2 separate regions of the Homo sapiens genome follow, and region 2 is linked to region 1. The links are chromatin loops, found by intact Hi-C in ENCODE. Cell type or tissue: endothelial cell of umbilical vein. All regions are shown on one strand. Links, peaks and the distances in the headings refer to the core of each region. The heading gives the core; the rest is flanking DNA. Region 1 overlaps UPF1 (UPF1 RNA helicase and ATPase). Region 2 overlaps SUGP2 (SURP and G-patch domain containing 2).

Region 1 (9,649 bases), core at 935-8,934:
CACACCAGAGGCCTCCGTGGCCAGGGAGCAGCTGCTGTGGGAGGGAGGAAGAGAGAGAGGAGGGGAGGGAGGGACAGAAAGAGGAGGGGAGGGAGGGACAGAAAGAGGAGGGGAGGGAGGGAGGGGAGGTCAGCGCTCCAGGGCTCCCGTTGCCTAAATGTGGTCTTCACAGGGATCACGCCCGAGTCTAACTCTCGCAACTGTGGGCAAAGCTGTGGACCCCACTGGGAAAGATGTGTTGGATTTAAACAGAAAACACTGAGGCTGATGTCAGATCTGAGGGCGGGGGCTCAGACCACCGGGCTGCCAGGCCCGGATCCGCAAGTTCCAACTCTCAGGTGTCGCGGCTGCAGCCCACATCAGCTCCCACAGCCTGGAGAGAAAACCTCCCTCTGGAAGCCTGAGGAGAGAGCTGTGAGAGCCAGAGCCCACCCCAGGCCAAGCCCTCTCGCACACATCACCTGGGACTCCTTCAGCTTCTTGTCGTAGTCGGCCTCCAGCTTGACCAGGGGCCCGAATATGTTCTGGTACTGGTAGGCGTCCTCGTACCGCAGGAGGACATGCTGCGGCTCCTCGTCCACCCCCGGCTTCTCCAGGTCCTCCAGCGTGGCAGAAGGGTTTTCCTAGAAGACAACAACACCGCGCCACACTCGTCCTGTTTTTCCCTACATGCAAATGAACGAGGGCGCAGAGGCACCAGAGGGATGGAGCACACATGCCGCTTCTCAGAATGGGCCACGGTGGGTGGCATGGAGGGGTTCTGGCGCAGCCCCACCTGCAAGGAGAACCCTGGGAACGGGAACTCCATGCCACACAGGGAGCTGCACACCGGCCTGGCCCATGCCTGGGCCTCAGCTGCTGCTCCGCACCCCAGCGGGGTTCCGGTACTTGGGTGAACCTGCCTACAAAGCCCCAGGCACCAGCCTGACACACTGTCCACAGCAGAGGGCACCTTCAGAGCCAGCTGCTTCCTCCAAGTATGCCCAGCTTGTGAACGAGAGCAGCTAACCCGCCTCGCAGGCTGCCACAAAGACCACCGGTTTCTCTCGCTGTGTCCACAGCCCGGGAGGCCTGTCTCCCACGTCTGCTAACCCTGAGCCAGACCAACATGGGCCCGCAGCTCTTCCCCTGGGGGCCAGCTCCCTCAGTGAGTGCCATGCTGGTGGGGACAGGACATTTTCTGGGCTGTTCAGATATAAACGGGAATCATGAAATCATCTGGCAACCGGAAAATCCAAGTGGAAAGGTACCCGGCTGAACAATGCTTAAAAAAATATTTTAACTTGCACTTCATTTCCTATGTGAGATTTCTGACTGAATGGGAGGCAAATGAAAACTTCTAGCCTAGTTATTAGAACTACTTTATCACAAAATCCTAAACAGCTGGAAGCACAGAAAGGCTTCCGTGGGGAAAAGTGAGGGCTGTCTGTGGAAGGAGGGCCAGGCACCCACTACTTGACCCGGCACCCTCTCCTCTCCCCTCTGTCTCAGCTGACTGTGCCGACCTCGACACCAACCTATTTCCCCAGGACATTCTCGCAGCCCACCTGTCTGGGCAGGTTCAGGCTCTGCAGGACAAGTCTGCCCACAGCCAGCCCCATTCTTCCCCTCCCACCACCCATCCTCACCCCGGCAAGACAAGAAAAATTCCAGCAGCCAGAGCTTTCCTTTCCCCAAGGCCAGGATCTTCTCGGTCAGGTAAGGCTGCCTGGATGGAAGGTGACCAAGGTGCCCTGAGGTCATTCCACGTAGAGGTGGCAGAGGTCTGCCTGAATTCCTTTCAGAGAATCTCCAGCGGTCTCACTGGGTCAAGCCGTCTCTGAAGACACTCCCCTCCCCGCAACCAGAAACCACACGAAGGCACGGGTCGGCCCGCTGGGCAGCCCCACCTTCCACAGCTCCTCCAGCTTGTTGATCTGCTGTGCCGTGATCTGGCGTGCCCGCAGCTGCTCCTGCTCGGAGGGGATCTTGACCAGCCAGGACAGGAAGCAGCGGTCCTGGATCAGCGGCTGCCACTGCGAGCTGTCCCAGTTGATGTCCTTGAGGCTGCTCTGGCTGGCACAGGGCTGCCTGCAGAGCGGGAGGGGGCCGTGAGGACCAGCTCCCGTCCCTGAAGCCCCGGAGCAGGGAGGGCCCCCTCCCATGCTGACCTTTCACCCAAAGGGGCATGCCCTGCATTTTATTATGTGATCACATTACCTTCAAACTGTTAGTAATAAATCGCATCTCCCTGTGCACTTGAGCTCTGAACTCTTAAAACTCAGAACAGACTTTGTTTTTACAGAATTGTTTTTATGACTTAGCCAGAACGCCCCAAAAGAGTTACACGGCACTGCCGACTCCTTAACAAGCCTCAGCGCCTAAACGCTCTCATGCCTCACCCTTCAGCAAAAACCATCTTTGGAGGACAACTCCCTGGAGTTAGAGCCACGGCTGGGCTGGGCTGGGCCAAGGCTTGTGAGGAGACGGCTGGAGCTTAAAGGTCACCCCCAGGAGACATCTGGGGACCACTCACCTGCACAGCAGCACCACCACTGAGTCAGCTTTGGCCGGGATGAAGCCGAGGAGGAAGACGTTGCGACAGCCGCAGTTGTAGCACTCCAGGACTGTCTCCCCCAGGGGCCCGTCCTTGTGCAGGGTCACCTCTTTGCATTTTGCCCTCACAAGGTGATTTACAATGTGGCTGAAACCAGGAAATGATAAACGGTTAACACCCAAAATTTGGCTTTTCACCACTTCCAATTTTCGGGCCCCTGTTAAAAGTTCCGGTACCGTTCACGGTCCATTAGCAGAGGCAGTCACACCTCATCCATCTGGCATCTCTGGGGGCCAGCCCTCCCCCAAACTAGCTCCCCACTGAGCACAAAAATCAATCCCAACTTGAACCACTTTAAGGAAAACTTCCTTAACACGGTTCACATAGTTCCTGCCTTTTTTAAAAATCCTGCTTTCTTAAATCCAACTTATCAGGCCTAATTTAACCCATTGTTGGCCCAGGGCTGCTGTGGGGTCAGAGACATTTCCCACAAGGCCCCAGCCCCTTCTTTCCAAGGTCAACCCCCGCCACCATCTTCTGTGGCTTCTTCTGAAATCACTCCTCAGAGGCCCTGTGCCTACTTCCAGGAGCAACAGTCCCTCCTGCTTTGCTGCAGGCCGGGAAATCTGATAAGCAGGCGACTGGAAACCCCCGCAAAAAGCAGCAAAAAGGTTGAGCAGAGGCGGGGGCGGTTCTACAGAAGCCCAGGGCTGTGTGTGAAGCCCTGGCTGGCTCGGCTCCTTCCTTGCTGCGACGTGGCCAGGACACTGCTCACCTAAACCGCGGTCTGGGCTGAACCCTGCCCTGTGCCAAGCCAGCCACCCTCCAGCACCTATCTGCCGTATCTAACAAGGATGCCCAGCTGCTCTGCCTTTGGGCTCTTCCGGTGTCTCCAGCAGCTCTGAACACGCCTGCAGGGCCTCCCAGCCTTCCTCACCGCGCCCTCTCTCTTCCCCTCTGGAAAACCATTCTTGCCAAAAGCTTCAGCTCAGCTAATCTTCTAACCCTTCTCCCTGCCACGAGGCCCAGGATTCTCTAACCAGCCATGGCCACTCTGAGCATCTCCAAAGCCCGACTCCACTCTGGAGCCCTGCCGGCCACGTGGGCAGAATCAGCTGTCTCCGTGTCTTCTCATGCATCCTCACCCTGTCACAGCCAAGATCCCTAAGGGCCAGCGGCTGCTTCCTCACCTTCCCCTGGGCCTCGCACAGAATGCTCAGTGGTGCTTGGCTCAAGCCTGTTGTTTCTCAGAGGCCCTTTTGCTCACTTCCCTGTTCTTGGCTATGCTGACCGGAAGCTGGGGTTGCCAGCTAAGAGAAGTTTTATTTAGTTGCTTTTCCTGAACAAGAGGAACTAAATGCAAACATAGCAACACTTAAATTACCCAGAAGATTCTGAAAATGGGACAAGAATGTCTTTTGGTTATCCAGAAGATACCCTTCTTTAAAATCTTTTAAAAACAGCAGCCCCTTTCTGGCCTTGCTCATAACACCATATTTCAAGTTACTAACTCAGAGATGCCACGAGATCTGACTGCTCCATCTGTAACCCTCCGAGACCCACAGCTGTCAAAGGCACAGGAGGGGCTTGTGTCAGCACAAGTAAGCCTGCCTCCGGGCTTTGGTCATTTTCTTTCTCCAGAACGTGAACCTCAGAAAAAGACCCCACACTTCCTTGCTAGCACCTCGGAGCTCTGCCTCCCAGGCTCTGCTCCATCCTCTCCAGCAGTGGAGTGACCTGTACACAGCAACCTGGAGGGGAAGGGGAGCCGCTAGCACGGGACCCACCAGGACGAGAGTCCCACCACTCGGGCAAGACCATCGAACTCCCCCCTTGGAATTTGGGCACTGGGAGAACACTGTCCTGTCCCAAACACAGAACAAGCGACACAGTCCAGCTGCAGCTGATCAACATCAGGAAGGCAAGCCCAGCGCCGACGGTCAAGTGAACTTAATTGAAGCCGATGATTCAGGATCTGGCCTGAATTAGCCTCCGGACAGCTCCGATGAGCTCAGGCCAGAGCAAGCTTGCTCAGGAACCAGCGCCCCTGGATGCCCGTTACTGCCTTGGGAACATCCTCCCGTTAATGAAGATCAGCGGGTGTGCCAAGAGCTCATCTTGCAGAAAAATCGAAATAAAAACTGGGAAGGAGAATTAAGCCAACCCTACTTGCATAATAAAAAGAGCCACAGAGAATAAATCAAGGGTAAATACATTAAGGCATTCACACACCACCATCTGTTTCAAGTTAAACCAGTCACAGAGGAGGAAAAAACCCAGGTTTGTTAGCGTGATTTTATATTACGCTTTGCTTCAACATTTCCATAATTTACACACAAATCTGAGCACAGCACTGATTAAACACACATGCATGGTCTGATTATCTACCTGCCAGAAGTATTTCCACGTCCGTTGCAGAACCACTTCTTGCTGGTATTACAGTAAACCACGCAGGCAGGATCGTGTATTCCACAGTAACTAAAAAATCAAAACAGCGACAGTTACAGCTGGAAGCTTGCTCTCTGGTTTTCATTTGGCAAGATGTGAAATTCTTTCCTCTGACAACATTTTTAAGTTCTTCATTAAACACATACTCAACCCCAACAATCCCAGTAACCAAATCAAACCAGTTAACCAGGGCTTCTCAAATCCAAGAATGCAGGGAAGGGGTATGTGGCAGAAGCTCCGAGGGGATAAGGAGCAAAGCCACCTCCAAGGAGAGTCCTGCTGGAAGGAGGCCTCACTCCTCCAGGGCCATTCTAGTCCCCGTTCTTTGGCCTGAAATTCAGGAATCCAGCCTCAGACCCAGTGGTCATGGTGAACTCTGGGCTCCAGCAGAGGGCACTGTGCTCCCAGGGAGCTGGGCACAGACCCTGCAGCAGCAGCGCCCTGAAGCTCAGGCCCCGAAGCCCAAGCGAGGAGCCTCGGGAGAGCCTCACCCCACCACTGGCTGTGGTTTTCTGAAAATCCACATACCAAACCCAAAAATACTAGCTCCCCAGAGCTGCACCAGGACTTATGGCCATCTCTGTGTGTTAAGAGAACACAATTACATACACGAAAACATCTGTAAATGAGAATGAGTGAAGAGCTGAGATGCAGGAAAGAGTGCCTGCCCACCAAGCCTAGCGAAGAGCAGCCTCAGTCCCGGAGCGCTGGGCAGCACGCGGGCAAGGAGCTGCAGGGAGGGCCCCAAGTGGGTGCCCACAGACAGAGGCAGGGCTCAGGCCCAAACCTGCCGTGACTGTCGCTCAGGCTGGAGTGCAGTGGTGCGATCTCGGCTCACTACAACCTCCGCCTCCCGGGTTCATGTCATTCTCCTGCCTCAGCCTCCCAAGTAGCTAGCTGGGACTACAGGCGCCCGCCACCATGCTTGGCTAATTTTTTGTATTTTTAGTGGAGACAGGGTTTCACCGTGTTAGCCAGGATGGTCTCGATCTCCTGACCTCGTGATCTGCCCACCTCGGCCTCCCAAAGTGCTGGGATTACAGGAGTGAGCCACCGTGCCTGGCCAAAACCTTCTCCCCTCTTCTAATCTACATTTCCTCACTTGTGTGTCACAAAAATACAGAAATAAGCCTCAACAAGGGACGATCCCACTCGAGATGAGAATTCTAAATTTGTCAACATGCAGGTCTATCCACTAACTACTGTCTTCACATCCAATTCTCCAGGCACGGCCAAGGCAGCGGGAGGCAGGGATGCCCCAGAACCCTGCAGCAACTGCTTTGTGAGGGTATCTCAGCTGCTCCACTCACCCTCCCACCCCAGATGCTCACCCAATGCCATGACAAATTCTTTCTATGAGTGAGTGCGCAGGTACCAGGCAATGCCCCCAGGGTCTGAGGAGGCCAAAGGAAGGAAAACTTTTCCCACCAGCTGGTGAATTCAGGGTGTCGGAGGTTGCTGAGCCCACCTCCTGACCGGTAACAGGCCTTGGCTGTGCACATGGCCTGAGCAATTTCCTTACTCCCGAGGACACCGCCACCCAGAGTCACAGCACAAGGGCGCCACCCTGTACCTGGGAGGTGAGTGTCCCAGGCCCATGCCAGAGGCACCCACCTGTCCAGCACATGCCCAGGCCCAGCTGAGCTCAGCTCACCTGCAGGCGTGTATGGGGAGGTCCTTCGTGTAATAGGTGTCTTCTTCATCTTCCTCGAAGTTCAACTCAGCCAACAACTGGCTGGTCTTGGCTACACTGTCGTCCACAGCCCCGTTCTGCAGGATGCCTTCGGGCCCAACCTGCAGCAGAACGCAGTGTCACCTGAGTGAGGCTGCAGCTTCCAGGACTCAGTGCAGAAGAACCAGCCTCGATGACTCTGGTGTGACACCCTGGCCTCATCTCTGCTTTGAGACAGTTTCCCTTGTTCTGACTGGATTTCACTCTTCTCTAGCAAACCTACCTGGCCAAAAAAGGGCCACTGGTGGCCTTCTACACCCCCCGGTCCCCCACACAGCTGGTCTAACCCCCGCCTAGCCACAGAGCCATGTCCATGCCCACAACCAGGATGCTTAGGAAGATGCTTCTTTCCCATGACTGAGGACCACAAGGAGCAGGGTGACTTTTACAGACTGACAGCAGTGTGCCCTGAGGACAGCTTCATGATGCCAGACCCACCACAGTGTAAGGCTCATCAAACACTACGAAGCTGCCACCCATGCAGATGTGGAAATGTCACTGGCCACATCCACTGCCACCTCACCCTCCCCATCCCTTCAAGGCAGCCCTCTCCTGAGGATGAAGTAGAAACTGAACACTGAGATACCCTTGGCAACCGAGGCCACACCCTCACTGAAGGCGCCTCTTCTATGTTCAGCAAAGGCAGACAGCGCATGGCTCTAAGTCATCAGGCCACAACTGCACAGGACACTTGCAAGGAGACCACACAGCCACTGGGGCTCCTCATGCCACTCCCAAGTACCAGCACCTCAAATGACATGGCCAACAGTCCCTGGCATGGCCCCCATAGGCCACCTAACCCCACCACGGGGTCAGGCAGCGGGAGCACTGTGTCATGGCAGAACACAAGGTGGCACAAAATTAAGGGCCAGGGAGGAGTGATGGGAGCTCCCCTAGGGACGGCACCAAATCTCCCACTGCCAGTCCCAGCACCCCAGACAGCCCCTCGGCCTAATGCCCTTGCTGTGTGATGCAGCACCTGTGCGAGCCTAGGGACAGGTGCTCATGGGGAGCAGCACCCCACAGAGGCCCCTCCAGCCCGCCTGGCTGGGGTGCATGGGCACGTGCTACCTGCACGCACAGATGCACACTGGGCCCAATGCTGCCCTGCAGTGATCTGGTCACAACACAAGCTGACTTCTGGGTTAACTTCTCCCTTCACTCTCTGAAAAGTTTCAAGATAAAACATTAATTTCAAAAATATATTTGACCCTAGGAACTATCATGAAATGAGGTAAAACAGCAGTAGGGGACAGTGCCTGGCACAGAGAAGTTCCACAGCCCACGCCAGGGGACATGATGGGTGAAGGACAAGAGGGTCATCATCTTCAGCTGGCACAGAGCTGCCACTCCAATAAAGTCCTTTGAGGCTGTCAACTTATCCCCTCACCAGGGAGGCTCTGGAGGGGCAAGGCCTCCCTGTACCCATCCCAGGCATTCACCAAGAAGCAGCTCCTCGGCAGGGCGGATCACCTGAGGTCAGGAGTTCGAGACCAGCCTGGCCAACATGGTGAAACCTCGTTTTTACTAAAAAGGCAAAAAAAAAAAAAATTAGCTGGACGTGGTGGCACGTGCCTGTAATCTCAGCTACTTGGGAGGCTGAGACAGGAGAATTGCTTGAACCCAGGAGGCGCAGGTTGCAGTGAGCTGAGACCGTGCCACTGCACGCTCCACCTTGGGCAACAAGAGCAAAACTCCATCTCAAAAAAAAAAAGAAAAAAGAAAAACCCAAACCCCCCCCCGGCCCCCAAAAAAAGCAGCTCCTCCCATCACCTCTGCTCTGGACACAGTATTTAAAGACGTATCCTAGAATTCCCACTTCCTAGTCATACACGAGGCCCCAGAGCTGGAGTCTCTAACTCCTTTAGTTCTGGATGTGAACCTAGCTACGACTAAAACCACATCCTGGAAGTCCATCTAAGAGCTGTACAGGGGCTTTCTGCCCAGAGACATGCTCCAGAACTCAGACCGTGCATCAGGGCAGCACAACAGTAGGTCACTTCAAGGCTAGGAATGGTGGCTCACACCTGTCATCCCAACACTTTGGGAGGATCGCTTGAGCCCGGGAGTTCTCAAGACCAGCCTGGGCAACACAGCCAAGATCCTGTCTCCACAAAAAAATACACAAACGAGCCAGGTGTGGTGGCGCACACTTGTAGTCCCAGCTAATCAGGAGGTTGAGGCCGGAGGATTGCTTGACCCCAGCAGGTCAAGGCCGCTGTGAGCTATGATGGTACCACTGAACTTTAGCCTGAGCAACAGACCAAGACCCTGTCTCTCTTAACAACAACACACACACACACACACACACACACACACACACAAGCCTGGCCAACATGGCAAAACCCCATCTCTACTAAAAATACAAAAGATTAGCTGGGCATGGTGATGCGCACCTGTAATCCCCGTGCAGGAGAATCGCTTGAACCCAGGAGGCGGAGGTTGCAGTGAGCCGAGATCACACCACTGCACTCCAGCCTGAGTCACAGAGCAAGACTCTGTCTCAAAAAAAAAAAAAAAAAACAAAGAAAGTCACTTCATTCCCACAGACGAAAACCACAGAAATTCAAAAACTCAAAAATCCCCCCAAATGTGCCATCATAAACTCTCAGGCCGCAGACATCTACTCCAACATTTGCACCACTGTCTGCATTTGCCAGCACCCAGGCCTTGCACCTGCTGTTCCCTCAGCCTCAGGGTGAGGTCCACAGGGTGCCTCTCAGGCAGGCATCCTCTGACCCCACCTCAAGGCCCCCGTGGGGCATTGTCTGTCCTGCTCCCTGCCATGAGCCCAGCACCTAGATGGAGCCTGCACCCCAGGAGGCCCTCAACATTGTTGGCTAAAGGCCAAGCTCAAAAGGCAAAGCAGCTCATTCCTGATTCTCTAATTCCAAGGCTTAAATAAAAGAGAGGGCAGGAGGCCAGGCGTGATG
Region 2 (9,649 bases), core at 614-8,613, 140 kb before region 1:
GGGGCTCTGCTTGCTTCCAGTGGCTTCTGTAGCTTTGGCAACTGGCAGATCTTTATGGCAGTAGAGGTGCCAGCATGGAGGATGGAGTTTGGGTTTATAACCCAACCCTCGAACGAACCAGCCTGTGGGGGCCTGGAGTGGAGCTGGTTTTGGGGAGTCACAGGTGCGGGGGGTTCATCTTCTCCTTTCTCCTTCTCCTTTCCTGACCCCTCCGACAGCTTCCATGTTGGCCATGGGTCAGGTGAATGGATGGAGCTCCAAGCGGGGCTCAGCCCATTGACCCGAGCGAGGCGCACACACCTGCAGCGTGGATCAAGCGCACTCTCTCCAGCATCGCCCTGACCATTCCATGTGCTTTGTCCTAGCATGTTCATTCTTGACTTTCTCCACTTCATTTTATTAAAAAGTTAAATGCTTTAGGAATCTGTGGCGTGTGGCCACTGACCGCCCCCCACCTCCTGCCGCTCCTCCAAGTTTGAGCTGAGATGGTTCTGTGAGTCCTTGGCAGGGGTCAAAGGGCACATCTCCTTGAACCTAGAAAGCCCCCTACACTCTCAGAGGACACCTCTCCTGTGGATTCAGCGCTGGGGCAGTGAAGGTGTCGGGAGCCAGCAGAGCATGGTGCGTGCTGCCAGCTGCCGGCCAGCCGGGATAGAGGAGATGCCACTGGCCCTCCGTGCCCCCAGCCCCTCCCTCTTAACCGAGGCTGTCCTTGCTCTCTGCAGAGGCCGCTCTGCAGGATCCTCGTGTCGCGCGTGATGTGTGGTGGCACAGCCGTGTCAAAGTCACAGTGTCTTTTCTGTCGTTCTAGTTCCAGGGTCACCCCCGAGAGGACAACAGGCATCTGGAAGTGCTCTCTCGCCACTCTGGGTGCTTTACTGTCTCTGGCTTGTTTCCATCACTGGAAATCACTTAGAGAATTGTAGTGTTTTTGGTCCTTGATAAAGCCTAGAAGACATTTGTGATGTTACAAAATGGAAGTTTTCTTTTGTTTCTGTTTTTTAAGATCTAAGAAGTTGTGAATGTTGTTAATCATTTAGCCGTTGCAATAAATGTAGAGGAAATGCAGTGTGCTGGGGTCTCCATGGCTGTGTTTTTAAAATCAGATCAGACACCAGCGCACGCAGATGGGAGTGCAGTGTAGAACCAGATGATGGCTGCCTCCCAGGACGTGCCCTCCGCCGGCGTGGTGCTCCTCCCTCGGGCCCCTCCTCACTGGCTTGCCCCACCTGAGGGACCTTGTGTCACTGTCACCAGGAAAGCTTGGAAGATGCCAGAGAGCAGGAAGGGACCAAGCACCCACCAGAGGGAGGGCAATTCCCTTCTGGGGAGGCTGGGGAGGGTAATCGGTACCGCCAAGTACAGAAGCTGCCTTTGAGGGGTGTCAGGGCAGTGGGAGCTGTGCCCCTGCTGCCTACGACTCACCTGTCCCCACAGGGCTTTGCCCCATCATCCCAGGGCTGGGGTTCCAGCTGCCAGAGTAAAACCAGAGCCTGCCTGGGCCACCCTCTGACTGCAGAGCTGCCTCTCTGTCATCTTCACACTCCCTGCTGTCCCTGGGTGCTGCCAGCCTGCCCATGGTTCCTCTGTCAACAGCCCCTTGGCCCTCCAGGTGAGGAGGGGCGTGCAGAGGGCACAGCAGAGACCAAGGCAGCACCCAGGGGGCCTGCAGGGGCCTCTGCCTGACCAGGGTGAGGAGGGGAGGAGCCAGACTGCAGGGAGGGGGAAGGCACTGTGCCCAGGGCAGGTGATGCTCATGTAGAAAGGTCCCTGTGGGCAGCTTAGCGGGAGCCTTGAGACAGAGCCCTTAGGAAGCTGAGGCAGGACCCCCAGCCTCACTTCTACCGTGTCCCGGGGGAAGCTATTGCCAGCCAAGACCCTCACCCTGCCTTCATCTTAGCGATGTCTAACCGCTAGCTTCAGTGGCACTCCCTGAGAAAGGCCGGAGCCTGCAGGGAAAATGTGGGGCTCACCTGCAGGGGGTGAGGAACCACCAGGAATTTCTCTTCAGTAGTGGAACCCTTCTTCCCCTAGTTCCTCTTAATATCACCCTAAGGCCGGTCAGGGTGTCTTAGGAGGACAGGAGGAGTGGTGTCCAGCCCAGGATGCCTGTCCTGGCGTTGACCCAGGCAGGTCACTTGATCTCAGGCCTCAGTTTCCCCTCTACAGACTGGGAAGGATCTCATTTGGAAGGTAAAATCTCCCCTGCTGCCTTGTACTAGGTTGGTGCAAAAGTAATGGCAAAACCTTCAATTACTTTTCCACCAACCTAATAATTTAGGACTAAGTGGAACCACAAGATCCCTGTCATGGCCTTTCTCCTCCCTGGAGCTTCCTTGGGGCAAGACAGGCAGAAGGCGCTGCCAAGAAGCCCCAGTAGCAAAAGCAAGGTGTGGCTTCAGTCCAGGCCTTTGCTGTGCATGCATGCCCACGTACAGATGTGCGCGCATGCATGTTCAAGCAGCACGCGAGGACGTTTTCCTTGTAAAAGATGAAAAACCAAACCCAGATGTATGCGGAATGGAGCACAGAGGCTTTCTCCTCCCATAAGTCAAAACAAATGACAGGACACTCCAAGGGTGCCACTCGGAGACTGCCTTCCTCTCCCCACAGGCTGTCTCAGCAGTCTCCATGGCCCGTGGGAAAAGAGCAGGTATTGGGTTGGCTTCAGAGGATATTCCACATGTAAACAATCGTAGGCACAATCGTGTTTTAGATGGAACCTTTAAAATGCAAATTATACTTCAAGTTCTATTCTGCTCCCTGCTTTTTTTCACTTAAAAAATTTCTGAGGCTGGGCGCGGTGGCTCACGCCTGTAATCCCAGCACTTTGGGAGGTGGAGGTGGGCAGATCACCTGAGGTTGGGAGTTCAAGACCAGCCTGACCAACATGGAGAAACCTCATCTATACTAAAAATACAAAAGTTAGCCAGGCATGGTGGCGCATGCCTGTCATCCCAGCTACTCGGGAGGCTGAGGCAGGAGAATCGCTTGAACCCTGGAGGCAGAGGTTGCGTTTAGCCGAGATCGCGCCACTGCACTCCAGCCTGGGCAACAAGAGCGACCCTTGGTCTCAAAAAAAAAAAAAAAAAATTCTGAAGCCATGTGTGGCAGCCTGTGCTTGTAATCCCAGCTACTGGAGAGGCTGAGGTGGGAGGATCACTTGAGCCCAGGATTGGAGGCTGTGGTGAATTGAGATTGCATCACAGTACTCCAGCCTGGGCAACCCTATATCTAAAAATACAAACCTGAAATAAACTTACATATACACATGTATGTATGATGGCTTGTCATTTAGCTAACAGGTTCTCCACGCCTAGCCATTTGGGTTTGGGCCCTACATCCTAGAATGGGCTTCTTTGTGGACAAAGTCCAGGAAATAGCATATGAGAACAAAGGGTCCTCCTGAGGGTCTCCTCACCTTGCTGCCTCCCTCCACACAGTTCATGTGCCATCTAACTTTGGGGTGACCCTGCTGATGTCCCAATTCCCTAGTTTCCCTGCCTCTCCGGGACAGTGGGGGCTGTGGTTCCTGCAGGTGTCTCTGGCAGGCACTGGCCCTTAGGCTGGGCTCCAATGCCAGCTTCACCCCCCAAACCCTGACCTCTTGGGATATGGACCTGACTGCTGACTCTCTCTACCTCCTCCAGGTCCCTCAACTCTGTCCCTGTCACCCCCACCCTGTCACCAGCCCCACCTCAACAGTGCAGGAGCCTGTGGTGGTTTGGGGTCACCGTGTTCCCTGAGGGGCCCAGCCAGGCCTCTATCTCCCCTGTGTCCACATACTACCCCAATGCCCACCCATGGTGGAGGGTGGTGTTTTGAGGGCCAGAGATGTGCCAGCAACAGGGACGCTATTACTGACCCTCTGCTCACAGTCAGTCCTCCCCGAGGTGGTCAAGCGGTGGGACCCTCCACGCCTGCATTTTCTCCAGTGAAATGTAGCCAACAGCTTGCAGGGTTAAATACATACGGTTACCCAGGACCTCTCTTAGAGGGTTCAGAGGGACTGGTCTTGTTACCGACTGATCCTTTCACATCCCACCCGCTTGGGCCTCAGTTTTCCCTCGTGAGGATCCCCAAGCCCTTCTCAGCTCCCCTTGCCCACCCCTCCCTGGCCAGCCTGAGGGTTGGGTGGCCCCCAAACTCTACCACATTCCATAGAGGAGCTATCCAGGGAAAGAGTGGTAAGTTGTCACAAGTCCCCCCATCCCCATATGTTTGGGGGATTAATCCCCCCCAAGGGTTTGGGGGATTAATCCCCATCATATGTTCGGGGGATTAAGGGCTGGGCAGAGGTAGGAGCCGGGGATGATTAATGAATGCTGGGGCTGCAGCCTAGGCAACATAGGGAGGCTCCACCTCTACAAAAAGAAACGTTTTTGTTAGCAGGGCATGATAGTCCCACCTGTAGTCCCAGCTCCTCGGGAGGCTGAGGTTGAAGGATTGCTTGAGCCAGGGAGCTGGAGGCTGCAGTGAGCTATGAATGCACCACTGCAGCCCAGCCTGGACGACAGAGCAAGACCCTGCCGCCAACCCCCAACACACACAAAAAAGAGAATTAAAGGAGCTCACAAAATTTCAGCCTCAAGGCCCACAGCACAGACCATATACTGAGATAAATCTGATCGTCATTGGCCTCTCTGGACTCCAGTGCTCTCATCCGGGGAGGATCAGCCCATTTCCCAATGGAAAAACTGAGGCCTGGGGCAGTCTGACTCCAGAGCTTGAATTCTAAACATCAGTATCCGGATTTCCAGTTGGTTTCATCTGATTTAGAAGCTCCCTATATACACACACTTGCGTACACATGGACACACCCTGTGCAACGCCATGTGCGAATGCGTGCACACATGCACATACATACACAGAGACATGCACACGTATGCACACAGACATACACACATGCATAGGTCTACACGGTGCTTCTATTTCCCACGAAGTCCATACTCATGGCCCTGAGAACTTTAACACTCAGGAATTGCGGCTCTGTAATGACTGGCACTATCCGCTTCCTTCACAGCCCAGGAGGGGGACCTCACGAGCTGAGCTTTTCTTGGCTGAATTTTTCTCCAGCGAATCCTCAGGTTGGACTCATGGGAGCACCAACTCCCAGTTCTTGCAGCTTGTGGCCAGGTGTGAAAAGGGGAGCGTTAGCCTCGAGATTTCAGCTTCCACGCCTTCATGACTTGCTTTTGCCAGGAGGAAAGCAAACCTTAAGAATTTGAATCCTCAGTCCTAACATGTCCTCTCTGTGCTGTGTAACCTGGGGCGGGTGATCCACATCTCTGAGTGTCAGCTTCCTCATTTGCAAATGGGGAGAACAGTAGCATCTACAGAAGGGTTCTTAGGAGCAGCACCCGCATGCTGTGAACTCAGACATCGCTGATCTGTTTCCATTGTTCTGTGTCAGTGGACCCAGTCCTTGAGGCATCCCATTGGCTGACTCCTCCTCCTTAAAACAAAGGCCAGGCGTGGTGGCTCACGCCTGTAATCCCAGCACTTTGGGAGGCCGAGGCAGGCAGATCACCTGAGGTCAGGAGTTCGAGACCAGCCTGGCCAACATGGTGAAACCTCGTCTCTACTAAAAATGCAAAAATTAGCTGGGTGTGGTGGTGCATGCCTGTAATCCCAGCTATTCCGGAGGCCGAAGCAGGAGAATCGCGTGAATCCAGGAGGCGGGGGTTGCAGTGAGCCGAGATCGCACCACTGTACTCCAGCCTGGGCTACAAAAGCAAAACTCTATCTATAAATAAATAAATGAAGTTTCCTGAGTCCTTACCTAGACCCCATGACATGATGAAAGGGCCTTGACTCCAGTGTCCTGGTCACAACGAGTGACTTTGGAAAATTCACTTCACTCCCTGAGGCCCCAGCATGCTCATCTTAAAATAAAGATGTTCCAAGCTGGGCGTGGTGGCTCACACCTGCAATCCCAGCACTTTAGGAGGGAGAGGAAAGAGCACTGCTTGAGGCCAGGAATTCAAGGCCAGCCTGGGCAACGTAACAAGACCCCATCTCTATTAAAAAAAAAAGAAACCCTAGCCGGGCATGGTGGCACATGCCTGTAGTCCCACCTACTTGGGAGGCTGAGGAGGAAGGATCACTTGAGCCCGGGAGGTCAAGGCTGCAGTGAGCTGTGATTGTACCACTGCACTCCAGCCTGGGTGACAGAGTATGACCTTGTCTCAAAAAAAATAAATCCATTTGCAAAGTGTAGCATCATTTTTGTAAAAATCTTGTAAAATGTAGACAAGCCCCCCGTATATGGCAATGTTGGGCTGTGTTTCAGCACAAAGATGGGTCTACTCCAAACCGGCCACGTGGTAGGGAAGCGTGTGGGGTCCGGGCAGGGGTGCCACCCCCCACCAACACCCAGCCATGTGCCTCCTTACAACCAGTTTGAAAGGAAAATCCACTGAAGAATGTTTAGAGGAAGTAAAAACAGCAAAGCACTTGCTGGCAGCAATTGTCGGCCTTTGTTTCGGAGGCAGCTGTGGTCTTAGGAGAAAAAAGGATCAGATTTGAACCAAGACAGTTTCTTCCTGTGTCAAATGGGGAAATAAGCCTGGCTTCCTCCCAGGGCCATTGTTCAAAGGCTGCTGTGAAAAACCCTCTGACATCTCCTTGGCAGAGGCTCTGATCGGCTTTTTACATCTTGTCTGTTCACTCATTCATTCATTCATTCATTCACCACACATTTTTATTTGTTGGTTTTCGTTTTGAGACAGGGTCTTACTCTGTCGCCCAGGCTGGAGTGTAGTGGTGCCATCTCGGCTTACTGCAACCTCCACCTCCAAGATTCACGCAATCCTCCCACCTCAGCCTCCTGAGTAGCCGGGACTATGGGCACGCGCCACCATGCCCAGCTAATTTTTGTATTTTTTAGTAGAGAGGGGCTTTTGTCATGGTGCGGTGGCTCATGCTTGTAATCCCAGCACTTTGGGAGGCCAAGGCAGACGGATCGCTTGAGGTCAGGAGTTTGAGACCAGCCTGGGCAAGACGGCAAAATTCCGTTTGTACTAAAAATACAAAAATTAGCCAGGCATGGTGGTACACACACATAGTTCCAGCTACTCGGGAGGCTGAGGCGAGAAGATCACTTGAACCCGGAAAGTGGAGGTTGCAGCGAGCCGGGATGGCGTCACTGCACTCCAGCCTGAGTGACAGAGTAAGACTCTGTCTCAAAAACAAACAAAAAATTTATCATCATTATCATTATTATTTTTAAGACGGCATCTCACTCTGTAGCCCAGGCTGGAGTACAGTGGCATGATCATAGCTCTCTGCAGCCTTGACCTCCTGGGCTGAAATGATCCTCCAGCCTTAGCCTCCTGAGTAGCTGGGACTACAGGCATGTATCACCATGCCTGGCCTGATTTACACCTTTTAAAAGAGCAGTCTGGAAGGGCAGGGCAGGAATGAAAGCAATTCTGAACTGTTCCATCTATACCCCTCGGTTCCAGCCCCATTTAATGGCAGGCACCTGTGCAGGGTATCAGGGCTACCCTGGGCTGCTGGAGCACCCTTTGCCTGAATGCCCACTGGAACCAGAAGTGCCTGGAATTGACATTCCCCAGGGTAACCCTGACAGCTGACGAGGGTGGGGTGTGAATAACCTAGCCAAAAGACACAGAGACATAGACCCCGTGTGCTGGCCAGCTATTTGGTAAAACAACCATTCTCTGGCAGTTGTCTGAAATGTGGCCTTAGACAACGTTGTAGGCTCCGTCTCAGCCCCGAACCCCATGGAGGTCACTTGCAAGGAACCCAGAGCAAACCTGTCCTTTCTGGCTTGGACGTCCCACCTGCCTACTCTAGAGCCTTTGACAGTTTCCCTGTTTCAGTCCAGAGATGTTCACCCTCTCCTTTCTGGCTCTCCACGTTCTTGGCAGGTTGTTGCAAGAGGCAGAGATGTCTGGGAGCAACTAAGTCCCTCAGAACGCAGAAAACCTTCTTCTTCTTCTTCTTCTTTTTTTTTTTTTTTTTTTTTTTTTTTTTTTTTTGAGACAGAGTCTCACTCTGTTGCCCAGGCTGGTGGAGTACAGCAGCTCAATCTGGGCTCACTGCAACCCCCTGTAACCCCCACCTCCCAGTTTCAAGCAATTATTTTGCCTCAGCCTCCCAAGTAGCTAGGACTACAGGCAGGCACCACCATACCTGGCTAATTTTTGTATTTTTAGTAGAGATGGGGTTTCACCATGTTGCTCAGGCTGGTCTTGAACTCCTGACCTCAGATGATCCATCCGCCTCTGCCTCCCAAAGTGTTGGGATTACAGGCATGAACCACTGCACCTGGCCAGAAAACCTTCTTTTATCCAAGTCCAAGTAAGCAGGAGTCCAGGGTGGGCACCCGGGGGGCATCCCTAGATAGCACTGGATATCTTATAGCGCCAGGCATGGCAAAGAACGCTTGGCACCTGTGCTCCTTTCACCTTAGGCAACCACAGCTCCCTTTACAGACGAGGAAACTGAGGCCCAGAGACGTTGGTTAACAACTCTCTGGGGCAGGCAGGTGGGACGTCCAAGCCATTTCCAGAAAGTTCAGTTCTTAGGGCTGGTCTTTAGCTGTTTTTTTTTTTTGTTTTTTTTTTTTTGAGACAGAGTCTCATTCTGTCACCCAGGCTGGAGTGCGGTGGCACTGCAGCCTCAACCTCCCTGAGCTCAGGTGATCCTCCCATTTCAGCCTCCCAAGTAGCTGGGACTACAGGCATGCACCACCATGCCTGGCTAATTTTTTTTTTTTTTTTCTTTTTGTAGAGACAGGGTCCACTATGTTGCCCAGGCTGGTCACAAACTGTTGGGCTTGAGTGATCCGCTTATTTCAGCCTCCTAAAGTGCTAAGATTACAGGCAGGAGCCACTACAGCCTGCCTGGTCTTTGACTTTCTGTTTATCCTCATAGACAGCAATGAGGGCAGCCTCAATTTTCCAATTTCTCTGCTCTCCTAATGAATGAAGTAACTGACATGTTTATAGTGCTGTCTCTGCAGCACTAAGGGCTGAATACATGGGAACTCTTTGGGCTGCATAAAGCCAAAAAGGGAATTAATTGGTGGATGGAATTGGAAAGGACACCTTCAGGATCAGCTGGATCAAGGCACTCAACCAAAACCACCAGCCTCTCTCTCTATTTCTTGGCTTTGCTGTCCTTTGTTTACAGGCAGGCAAGATGGTGGCCAGCAACTCGGAGCCTAGCCTTACCCATTTAAGCAACATCACAAGAGCTCTGTTGTCTGATAGGGGTGGCACAGACACCAAGATTGTCTATTATTGCCCCAGCCCGGGGCATATGCCTGTCTCTGAACCAATCACAGTGGCCAGAGGGCTACAATACACTGATAGCTAGGGCTTCATTGGCTAAGAAGGGGGAAAGACCCCAAGCACAACAAGATGCTGTTCACAGAAGGACTAGGAAGAGCCCCTGCAAGTGGGCAGAATCAGAATCGGAACCCAGCTCTTCACTCCTTAGCTATATTGGTCTCAGCTGCTTTCTTTTCTTTTGAGACAGAGTTTTGCTCTTGTTGCCCAGGCTGGAGTGCCATGGCGTGATCTCGGCTCACCACAACCTCCGCATCCCGGGTTCAAGCGATTCTCCTGCCTCAGCCTCCTGAGTAGCTGGGATTACAGACATGCGCCACCATGCCCAG

Evidence for each region. Peaks named below come from ENCODE experiments on the same cell type or tissue, not always from the same donor. Only the 100,000 strongest peaks of a DNase experiment are listed, where the experiment ranks them.
Region 2: a loop joins it to region 1, with 4 times the contacts of the local background. A loop is called at or near these places in 2 of 110 quality-filtered maps.

The regions. Positions count from the first base shown.
Region 1 is chr19:18,843,109-18,852,757 of GRCh38, reverse strand. It overlaps UPF1 (UPF1 RNA helicase and ATPase), which reads right to left. Exons shown (of 24, transcript NM_002911.4): 2 at 6,639-6,778; 3 at 4,925-5,014; 4 at 2,516-2,683; 5 at 1,890-2,070; 6 at 462-623. Among named protein-coding and RNA genes, the nearest start is that of UPF1, 16 kb to the right of the region's middle. RefSeq lists a silencer at 2,908-3,132 and enhancers at 3,680-3,799, 5,259-5,318. In endothelial cell of umbilical vein, for the core only: a CTCF peak has its summit at 5,371 (motif pointing right); DNase peaks (open chromatin) are centred at 1,217, 3,207, 3,787 and 5,387; H3K27ac peaks cover 2,118 bases.
Region 2 is chr19:18,982,312-18,991,960 of GRCh38, reverse strand. It overlaps SUGP2 (SURP and G-patch domain containing 2), which reads left to right. Exons shown (of 11, transcript NM_001017392.5): 11 at 1-1,068. Among named protein-coding and RNA genes, the nearest start is that of HOMER3, 46 kb to the right of the region's middle. RefSeq lists an enhancer at 1,574-2,074. In endothelial cell of umbilical vein, for the core only: a CTCF peak has its summit at 5,015; DNase peaks (open chromatin) are centred at 5,050 and 6,500; H3K27ac peaks cover 453 bases.